Linked DNA regions of Homo sapiens: all the other regions are linked to region 2. The links are chromatin contacts, found by Hi-C or POLR2A ChIA-PET in ENCODE. All regions are on one chromosome and are shown on one strand. Each heading gives the region's core, a stretch centred on a gene start or an enhancer-like site at or near the end of the contact. The rest is flanking DNA. Distances are from core to core; before and after follow the strand shown.

Region 1 (3,654 bases), core at 928-3,427, 39 kb before region 2:
TGGATGCCTGTCTTGTTTGTGGATCTACAACATCTTTTTCAACACTCTAAGTTTGGAGTTCCTTATATTATAGATTCTATTTTCTTTTCTTTTTTTTTTTCCTTTGAGACAGAGTCTTGCTCTGTTGCCCAGGACGGAGTGCAATGGAGTGATCTCGGCTCACTGCAACCTCCACCACGTGGGTTCAAGAGATTCTCCTGCCTCAGCCTCCTGAGTTGCTGGGATTATAGGCACTTGCCACCATGCCTGGCTAATTTTTGTATTTTTAGTAGAGACACGGTTTTGCCATGTTGGCCAGGCTCGTCTTGAACTCCTGACCTCAGGTGATCCACCCACCTCGGCCTCCCAAAGTGCTGGGATTACAGGCATGAGCCACCATGCCTGGCCTTAGATTCTGTTTTCTCAAAATAAAAGAATAAACTCATCCACCTTCTCTTATAGCCAGTGCACCACCAATCAGAGGCCTCAAAGACCTAGTGATGGAGAAAGGAAGGGCCTGAGAGCTCCTTCTTCTCTAATACAGCAATAAGGCCAAGTTCCTCAGAAATGACAAGTTTCCAAGAATAGAGCATTGGCATCTAATGTTCAATGGTGGGGTCCACAGTTTTCTTGCTTTTCTTATCAGATCAGCTCCTGAAAGATTAGCAGTTACTCTGGTTCCCCAGCACGCCTAATGATTCTGTGGGCTACTCAATATATTTTCAATAAACTCTCTTTCTTAGTAAGCCAGAGTCAGATTTTGTTGCTTGCAATATAGAACCTTGGCTGATGCAGGAATAATAATCACTGCTTTATTTCATTGAGTAGTTGATAAGTCTATTACATGGACTTAACTTTCCAAATGTAACAGAAAATATATAATTTATAAGTCTGAAAAGGCATTACGGTCAATATATAATTGACTAGTCTAAAAAGACAAAGATTGCAAATTAAGTCACATTTGTTTATCTCTTGTTCAGGTTTCCACATATGAATACCTGACACTCTCACAGTTCAGAAGGACAGCATGAAGTAATGGCTAACACATTCCTTTTTGTTGTAAAGTAAATCGTCATTCCTCAAGGGAACAGTGGTGATCACTATCCACCACGTGTACCTGGGTGTCACTGAATTCTTTGATTTGTCAGCTCACATTCCTAATCTTTAAGGTCACGGTGCCCTGCTCTTGGCACATCTTAGATTGGTAAAAGGAAACATTCACATGCCAAAGTTCAGACAGCATGACTGGGAAAATCATCCCTCTTACCCAGAGGGACTGTGTCCCTGGAAAAGTACTGAATTATGCACAACTATTAAAAACTCTCTTTGAATTGCCCAACATGAATCTCATTCAATGTTCACAAGTCTCTGCGGTAGGCATGGGTAGGGTCATCCTCACTGTACAGATGAGACTCAGAAAGGTAAAATCAAGGTCATGATTACATAGCTCAATGTCAATAGAACTAGGATTTAATTTCATACTGATCTAATTCAACAGCTCTTATTTTCCTGCTGAAAATGCTTTCTTGCAAGGAAGCTCTCCCCTATGAAGTATTTCTGAATACTCTTCTCTGTCTCCTTCCCAGATCCTATTGAGCACATTCTCCTTTAAGCCCTGCATATGCTGGGGCTGTAATAGACAGAACACTTTACCAAATGCCTCTGTTTACAAGCACACCTTCCTATCTGAACTCTTAAGTTACAGAGAGCACAGTTTATACTTTATTCATCTTTGTTTTCCATGTTCCTAGTGTAGTACATGGATTATAATTGTTGCTTGATAAATATTTATTACACGAATGGATGGGTGAATAAAAGCAGAGGGAAAACATCCATTTTGTATCGGTAACCATAAAATATTCACTTAGCATTCCCCAACGGCACACTACTCACAGGCTGACACTGCCCCTTAAACCAGAATGAACTCACTGTGGCCCACTTCAGAAAAAATAACTATGCTCTCCTAGATCATTACTCATAAACTCCAATGTCTCAAAACACTCCATTGCAGCTGGCATGCCTGGCAACTATCTGTGGCCCTTCACAGTACTGCACACATGGCCATTTCATTACTGACAAGGGGGCTGTGGAGCCACACAACCACAGCTTTGTGTGAAGGATGAAGTGGCAACTCGTGCTGCTGAGAGGTCCTCCCCTATCAAGAAGGGGCGGGACTTGTTGATAAGGAACCCTGACTATAGTCACTGACAGGGTGAGTCAAGGAACTTTTCAAAGCATGTGAGTCACTTACCTGCATTCAGTGGTGCCTGGGCTCTGGGGATTGGCATGGAACCAGCAATGTATGCTATGGCCATTCAGGAGATTAAAAGCTGCAGCCATGGTGATTACATGGAATTAAAAACAAATGCAGAAGTGGCCATGGAATCTGATTGCATTCCACTTGGTGTAAGCCAGTTTGCAATTTTTTCTTTCTTTTTTTTTCTTTTCTTTTTCTTTCTTTTTTTGAGACAGAGTGTTAGAGTCTTGCTTTGTCACACAGGCTGGAGTGCAGCAGTGTGATCTTGGCTCACCACAACCTCCACCTCCTGGGTTCAAGTGATTCTCCTGCCTCAGCCTCCCAAGTAGCTAGTATTACCAGATTACAGGCTAGCGTCACCATGCCCGGCTAATTTCTGTATTTTTAGTAGAGATGGGGTTTCCCCATGTTGGCCAGGCTGGTTTCAAATTCCTGATCTCAGGTGATCCGCCTGCCTCAGCCTCCCAAAGTGCTGGGATTACAGGCGTGAGCCACCATGCCCGGCCCAGTTTGTAATCTTGAGGGCAAGAAAAAAAAAATATATATATATATATATTTTTTATTCCTTTTTTTAAAGGAGATGGCAATTTGGGGGAAATAGTTCAAGAGCTTTGGATTCTGGAAGTATGGAGTCTAATGTTGACTTTCTCTCTCATTAGTTGTTGACTTTGGGAAAGTTTCTTTGACACTCAGATTTCTCTTCTGCAAAATGAATATTATAAGCCCTTCCCCTAAGTCTGCTAGAAAGGATTAAATAAGATGATATGTATGAAGTATCTGCTGCATTATAGGAACTCAGTGCATCTTGGATTTTATGCTTTATTTCTTTCTTTTTTTTTTTTTTCTTTTTTATTTTTTATTTTTATTGATCATTCTTGGGTGTTTCTCGCAGAGGGGGATTTGGCAGGGTCATAGGACAATAGTGGAGGGAAGGTCAGCAGATAAACAAGTGAACAAAGGTCTCTGGTTTTCCTAGGCAGAGGACCCTGCGGCCTTCCGCAGTGTTTGTGTCCCTGGGTACTTAAGATTAGGGAGTGGTGATGACTCTTAACCAGCATGCTGCCTTCAAGCATCTGTTTAACAAAGCACATCTTGCACCGCCCTTAATCCATTTAACCCTGAGTGGACACAGCACATGTTTCAGAGAGCACAGGGTTGGGGATAAGGTCACAGATCAACAGGATCCCAAGGCAGAAGAATTTTTCTTAGTACAGAACAAAATGAAAAGTCTCCCATGTCTACTTCTATCCACACAGACCCGGCAACCATCCGATTTGCTTTATTTCTTTCTTATCTACCACTTATTTCTTTGTGCTCTCCTCATCCCCTTGTCTCAGCAGAGACATCCTTGGGGTTCTAACAGGGGAGGCCTGGAGGCCATTCTGAAAGAAAAGGCAGAAGCCAAGGAAAAATAAGTA
Region 2 (3,536 bases), core at 677-3,176:
GCATGAATACTCCCACCAATAAAAATTGGATTGTATCATAAATCATGATGGGGTAGATATCCAAAAAATAAATTTTAGGAAAATAAAACAGGTTATTAAAATTCTCGAAGAAAATGCTTGAAAATGCCAACAGTGATTAAGTCTGGGTGGTGGGATAAGATGATTATAGATTGGTTAATTTCCCTTGTCTCAGTTTGTTTTGTGCTGCTGTAACAGAATACCTGAGACTAGGTAATTTACAAAGTACAGAAATGTATTTCTCATAGGTCTGGAAGTGGAAAAGTCCAAGATCAAGGTACCAACAGGTTTGGTTTCTGGTGAGGGCCTGGTCTCTGCCTCCAAGATGGCACCTTGAATGCTGTCTCCTTCAGAGGTGGAGCAATGCTGCTTCTCACATTGGTGAAGAGTGGAAGGGAGAGAGCCCACTCTCAAAAACCATTTTATTGTGGCATTAATCAATTCACGCAGGCAAAGCTCGCAAGACCTAAACACCTCCCATTAAGCCCCCTCTCCCAACATTGTGGCCTTAATGATTAGGCTCTCAACACATGAGTTTTGGAGGGGACAAACATTAAAACCATAGCATTCCCTTCTGAATTTTTCTGTACTTTCTAAATATCTCAAGAAAAGTATCCATTAGTTCCGAATCCACTAAAGCCAATTAATTACAAACAAGATTAAAGAAGAAAGGAAATTCACAATCACTACAAAAATAATTAAAAGAAAGTAACAGCAGATTATATAACAGGATATATACTTAGGCTAAAATATGAACCATTATTTCAGTTAAATCTTCATATTTTCTATGGTCTTAGAACAATAGACTTTATTTTGAAGACATATAGGGAATATCCTCTGGTTATTGCCTAACCTTTCTTGACCCAAGATCACCTAGACAGAAAATGATTTGACGACATACTTGTTCCAAAGGCCATGCCTATTTATCTACACTGCACTATGTCTGTATTTATGTCTTCAAAATAGTCTCGAAGATGATGGGAGACATGAGAAGAACTTTCCATTCCCTCTGTTTCATTTTACTCTGCAGTGCCCTTCAATCCCTTCCAACTATACTGAGTCTGTACTTCTGCTACAACTGCTTATGCATAATTGTTCTCACAGACGCTGGGCCCCTTGAAGCTGGAGAAATAGTCTAAATCAGTCTCTGGTATCTCTGAGGCCTAGAGCAGTGCCCAGCCTATCAGTAGCATATAAATGTTTGTAGAATTTATTGAATTGCTGCATTTTCTCCCACATTTCCTCTACGTGTCAGAAGTGTCAGTGTTGCTAAATTCTTCAACTCTGAATTTCAAGAGAACCCCAGAGCCATGTTGCTCATTTCCCAATGGACACCTTTATCTTGTACTAACATTTCAAGAATTGCCTTGCTTTCTGGCTTTTTTTCTTGTTTAGAAAATTCTGGCAATGAGTTACTTTAGAAAGCAGCCCAACCTCTGACAAAGTCTTCTGTTTTCTGACCTGTAACAGAAACTAACTCTCAACAAAAGAGCAATTCTCCACCTGCAGGCCTAAGCACGGAACTTTAATGTAAATGACAATTGCAGGAGCCCTTAGAAAGGAGATGGGGAGGAGGGTGAGGTCATGTGACAAGATTTCTACTCTGTGTCAGCCCTTTTCTTTGGCATTTAGATGAGTTGAATGACAGGTAAAGCTTAGGGCTTAGGCTGCCAGGAACAAAAAAAAAGTGGGTAAATTTAATCATTTGCTCTAGTCTTTAAATATCCTGTACAGCTTTCAGGCACAAAGCAATCTTCCTACAGAGAAACAAACCCAGGATGTGGTTACAACGTACTGTTCTACCTCTTTGTGTTAAAGTGCCTTAATGATCAGGAAAAAAAAAAAAGATTTGCATGAAGGCTTTTTATGGAAAGCACTTAACACAATGGTTACGCAAGACAAACGTCAGCACAAGTGGATATAACTGATATGATGAGTCATCCTATGTGGTTTAAAGCCACCACAAGTGAATGTCTTTTAATTCAGCCTACATAAGCCCAGAACATCTTTTATAGGACTTTGAGGGTATCTATGGCATTGACAAGATACAATTAGCTCCTTGACTGAATCGTAAGATTGAAGGACAGTCTGATTTAAAAATGATTAAGGTGAGTGGCATATGGATGCCAAAGCTTCTTCTGAAATCAGCCTTGGTGATTTGTTTTTCTCTCCAGGTATAATGTCATAACACACACACAGACACACACACACACATACATACACTCAAACGCATAGTGACATCACCTTAAGATCTGAGTAATGTAGGCAGGATAGAAATATAATTGGCCACAATATTGTCTCATGTAAGCACATTAGTGATGCTTACTTAATCTTTTGGCATCCAGTCATTCTCTGGAGTAAGAAGTAAGGCTTTCTGTTTTAATTTCGTGACTCGAATTTGGAAACAATCTTTGCTCTTCGAAGAAAGGTACAATATAAGATTTTATTATTATACTGATTACATATTTGATAATTACCTGGTCTTATTGTCACTAGTATGGCTGTCATTACACATTGATTATAGCATTTCTTTCTGTTGACATCAAACAGGACCTCAGAATTCTTCTCAGCAAAGTGCCTGAAGAAAACACGGTAAATCAACTGGAATGACCATGTGAAATAAAGTCTACCTACTTCTCATTCACAGCACATATCAGACAACCTAATAATCAAGGTTATGATTTTCAGATATCCACTTTATCCAAATGAACATTTGGTAACATTAGGTTCTGCAACAGCAATTAATACAGGGACTCATTTAAAATTGCTGCTACCTTGTCTTTCTGATATTTTAATGGGTTGTCTTCAGTTCATACATTCTTTTTATTTCCCATTTCTTATAGAGCCCAGTTATAAGGCCCATTGTAGTATAATCAATAAAAAACTGTTGACTGATCAATTAATAATGTGATGATTTGTCTAAAAGCTGCATTGGTAGAAAGGAAATAATTTTGTACTAAGAGTGAAAACATTTGAGTTCTATTCTTTATATCTGCAAGTAACCATGGTTGGAAAACGTGTTTCAACTTCTCTAAAACTCAGTTTCCTCATTTCTTAAAATAGGGCAATAAACTGGATATTTTCTAAGGCTTCTCCCATTAGAAAATACAGTAATTATTCTGAGATATGTGCATGAATAGGTATCTCATTTATTTTAAAGTAAATAAGGTACCATAAATATCTATTTTCAAAGATAAAACTCTTCTTTATCTTTCCATTTCCATTCTCCCCATCTCCAACACTTATTTTCTCAATTTACTTGGAGCGTACAATATTTAGGTAGGGTGTGGCTCTGAGAAATAGTAAAAACATCCCCTCCCACACACATCCCGTAAAACACACACATATGCACTCACATTAGTGAGAGGACCAATGAAGGAATTCCCTTGAGTTACTGATTTCTGCAAATTTGACTCAGTTTTATTCACTACCAAAAGGAGCTATTGGAAACCTTGTAATCTCACTGAACTCGCATTCAAGGAAAATCTCTCTATTTCTCAATAGTTCTTACCATTTTT
Region 3 (3,463 bases), core at 54-2,553, 43 kb after region 2:
TAACAGCCAATATATCAATAATAATTTAGACAGTTGTAAGACCTACAAATATCTTATTCGCTAATGTTCCTTGAATCCTACGTCTTTTTTCTACTAGGAAGCTTTAAAATAGAAAGCAAATGACAGGGCCCTAACAATTGGGTTTACAGGGTGTGCTGGTGCTACACCTCCTGTAATCTATGCAGTACATAGCATAAGTTTATACATGTGAAATATAATTCATATAGGTAAATGTTACCATAATTATTATTAACTTTATCATCATCATTACATTTAAGACAACATGACATAAACAGTTGCAAACCTTCACATGGCAAGAATAGGTGAAAAGTGTAGATTAAAAGGTGTCATTTTTGTGTGTGTGTAATCACTTTTTGCTTTTTTACTTTTCAGTCCTTTTCCTACGTATCTCTCCCTCTACTTAAAGACTTAGTGTGAATGTCAATTACTCAAGCCTGAATTAAAAGAGGTGAGAAATCTTTCTATTTATCATGTTTATGATTTTCATACAACACATCTACAGAGCCTAGGAGCATTAAAGGAAATGCAGTCACCTTTGATTTTCTGTCCAATTATTTGCATACTTTTTGGAGAAAAGTGACAGAAATCAGCACTTTTTAAAATGTATATTCATTAACTTCCAAATGAAATTGCTCTAACTGCCCAGAATAGTGTTTGGGATCTTCCATCGGCAACACTGACAACTGTCTTATATTTCATGGAATTATTTAAAGTGAGTTCCTGACTCACATCCATATTTTGCCAGCCATTCATTCATTCAACAAAGATCTTTGATCACATGCCCTGTGATGGGACCCGTTTTGGGCATAGATATTCCTGAAAGTGAAGAAAACAGATAAAATCCCAGCTTGCATGGAGTTTTCATCAGGATTTTACTGACCAGGATCAGGATCAGGATTTTACTGACCATACACAAAGCAAATGAATATGCAAGTTCAGGTAATGATAAATGTCACAAATAAATTAACACTGAGAGAGACAGTGTGAAGCTACAATACTTTGATAGGATTTGATAATACCCTGTAAATAACTGTTTTTCAGTGGGTGCTTTACTTATTTGTTTGCTTTTCTGGCTTACTTTTAAGTTGACACAGGACAGGAAAACTCCAGTCATCCTCAAGGGAAAAGAGGTCCTGAAAAGAGGAAACAAGGAGAGACCTCACGGAGTCAAAACAGGTGTTCACAGGCATTGAATACGGAAAATGACTCAAGCTGCTTAGGATGAGACGCATGGTCAGAATGGTTCAGCACAAGGGATATATAACACCCTGAGGATTAAAACAAAGGTAGTGTCTAGAATGTTGCTGAATATGACAAAGAACTTTTAGATTAGAACTCCAGGAATGAAGAAGATGAAGAAAAACAGACCTCATGATTATCAGCTAAGGCCACTCCTAGCTCAATCATGTGTAGTCAGTGACTATACATACCATCAGTAAAATAAATAAATATTATATCTATTTAATTGTTCTATAATCTGCTCATTCTTCTTATTCATGTGGCTTATCAGAAAAAAATTGCTATAATCTTTAAAATTCCTATAATTAGACGGATTTCCCATATTATTTAATTTCCTTTGAGAAAATATATTTAAATCTAAGCTTTTTGAATTAGCTATTGCTTTAATCAAACTCCCAAGCTATTGCTTAAATTGACAAACATATATTAAAGGGAAAAAACAAAAGAGAGAGTGGGAAGGTGGACATGCCGGGACGCAGGATCCATTTTAGCAGCCAAGGAGCAACATTAGCGAGTGTCAGTGACCAAGAACCCACATAAGCAAAGATGAGGGCTCCGACAGAAGGAAGGCAATAGGAGCTATATTTACTCTATTGGACATTTTGCCAGGAGGATTTTTACAGTGTTGTACATTTTCATCATCCATCTCTTACACTTTGATGTTCATTAACTCATTTTTAAAATGAGCCCAGAGGTTTCAGTGGCTTTGGTTTTGCTATTTAAAATGGGCAATGGTGTGCTGAACAGATGGACTCACTCTAGACTATACAGAATGCATGAAATAGTCACTTTGGGAGTAAAAGACCCTTTTTGTTCCTCATACCAACACGATCTCCTTATAACTTCAGCACATCTAAATGCTTGATATTTTATGCACATCCCATTTAGATAGAGCTCCTAAATAAAAACTCTCAGCATTTTCTCTTTTGCTCATCTTATTGGCATTACTGTAAAACTTGGTTCATTCTCATTCCATGGAAGCAGCAGATTTTTATATTGATTTGATGGGTATGAAGTGAAGATAAATCTTGATGTCCATGTTGTTCTTTCATTGGGATGGAAAGCTATTGACACTGCAGGAATCAGGTATCCATATGCCTTTTAGGAAAAGAAAAAGTGCCCCAATCCCTTGCACAGCACTTTTTTTTTTTCTCAGTGTACAGATATCCCGTAAGGTATGCCTCTCCAAAATGGAATTGGCTTCCTTCTTAAAACTTGCAGACAAGATTTACTCGAACCCACTGTTTCTCTATTCAGGTCCATAATAAGATGGTCTACAAGTACAGTAAATCCACAATATTTGCAAGTGAAGATGGGTAGTCTCACACTTAACCATATAATTTTTTCTCAAAGTTTCTTTGCAAAGTTTCTTTTGGGAACTTGGGACATTTTCTCATGAGTCTATCATTCTTCTTTGGCAAACTCTGTTAGCTTTCTCTATTGGTACATGGGATGATGTGGTGAGCAAGTGGAGGCTGAAGCCCTCCAATCCCATAACCACCAGAATAAATTTTAACTCATGTGTTCTATTTGTTTACATATTCTTCCAGAATTCCACAGCAAAAAATGAATTGAAGCTATTGCGCTGGTTTCCTTGATCAGCGATATGAAATTCTAATTGCTTTCAAATTGTCCAGCTACAGAATTCCTTGAGATGCCCTCAAAAGCCATTTTTAAGCTCCTTCTCAGTATAGAATTGATGTCACAAGAAAATATGAGAAATCCTTCAGAAATTAAGACCCCAAACAGAAGCAAATCCAGAACGGTAATTGAGCAAAGAAGCTAAAAGCTATCTTGGTGCAATAGGCAAGAATAGTAATCTAGAGCTTTGACCTTTAATTATCACATAGGTTAAAAAAAAATAATAAAAGATTCTTGAGCCTGCTCAAAGTGGGACACGGTATAGTGACTTCTGCATAATGTCATGACCGTCAAAAGCCTATATGATTAGGGAAAAGGTATACTAGGAAAAATGTCTGCCTGAAAAAAGATGACAGTAATATCTTTTCCATTGCCATATGGAAAGGAAAAAGTTTTCAGTGAATACGTATATATGTAAAACAGTCTAAATTTATTAAAAGTTTAAATTCTTATTTTCTATTTTGCTAAAAACCCTCAAGCTGAGAAAACAGTTTATGGTGTTCCAGGTTTGATAATTCCCCCAGAAGCCTAGCAAAACCAAATGCATTAATTTATATAGAAA

What was found. Hi-C counts contacts between places; a loop is a spot of excess contacts on that map. ChIA-PET counts read pairs that join two places held with the same protein, here RNA polymerase II (POLR2A). Pooled maps may share reads with other maps.
Region 1: a map of PC-9 shows a loop between it and region 2 (8-fold over the local background). The contact joins two enhancer-like sites. A Hi-C loop is called at or near these places in 1 of 168 maps with a recorded cell type or tissue (PC-9) and 7 of 50 pooled maps. POLR2A ChIA-PET finds 5 or more read pairs at or near these places in 2 of 52 experiments (IMR-90 and MCF 10A).
Region 3: a loop to region 2 is called in a map of PC-9, with 5 times the contacts of the local background. The contact joins two enhancer-like sites. A Hi-C loop is called at or near these places in 7 of 168 maps with a recorded cell type or tissue (CD4-positive, alpha-beta memory T cell, CD8-positive, alpha-beta T cell, PC-9 and 3 more), 2 of 37 single-sample maps with no recorded cell type and 13 of 50 pooled maps. POLR2A ChIA-PET finds 5 or more read pairs at or near these places in 3 of 52 experiments (GM12878, T-cell and activated CD4-positive, alpha-beta T cell).

The regions. Positions count from the first base shown.
Region 1 is chr4:23,371,979-23,375,632 of GRCh38, reverse strand. The region is part of intron 17 of LOC105374524 (a long non-coding RNA gene); the gene reads right to left. All of the region lies in intron 2 of LOC105374523 (a long non-coding RNA gene), which reads left to right. Among named protein-coding and RNA genes, the nearest start is that of PPARGC1A-AS1, 400 kb to the left of the region's middle. RefSeq lists a silencer at 2,173-2,467. Within about 2 kb of position 2,177, at least 7 of the 41 ENCODE cell types and tissues checked have a DNase peak (open chromatin) inside an H3K27ac peak, as active enhancers do.
Region 2 is chr4:23,332,486-23,336,021 of GRCh38, reverse strand. It overlaps LOC105374524 (a long non-coding RNA gene), which reads right to left. Exons shown (of 19, transcript XR_007058437.1): 15 at 3,530-3,536; 16 at 2,496-2,596. The region is part of intron 2 of LOC105374523 (a long non-coding RNA gene); the gene reads left to right. Among named protein-coding and RNA genes, the nearest start is that of PPARGC1A-AS1, 430 kb to the left of the region's middle. RefSeq lists enhancers at 1,487-1,716, 1,777-1,826. Within about 2 kb of position 1,926, at least 4 of the 41 ENCODE cell types and tissues checked have a DNase peak (open chromatin) inside an H3K27ac peak, as active enhancers do; they include PC-9, where a contact is called at or near this core.
Region 3 is chr4:23,288,636-23,292,098 of GRCh38, reverse strand. The region is part of intron 13 of LOC105374524 (a long non-coding RNA gene); the gene reads right to left. Among named protein-coding and RNA genes, the nearest start is that of PPARGC1A-AS1, 480 kb to the left of the region's middle. Within about 2 kb of position 1,303, at least 2 of the 41 ENCODE cell types and tissues checked have a DNase peak (open chromatin) inside an H3K27ac peak, as active enhancers do; they include PC-9, where a contact is called at or near this core.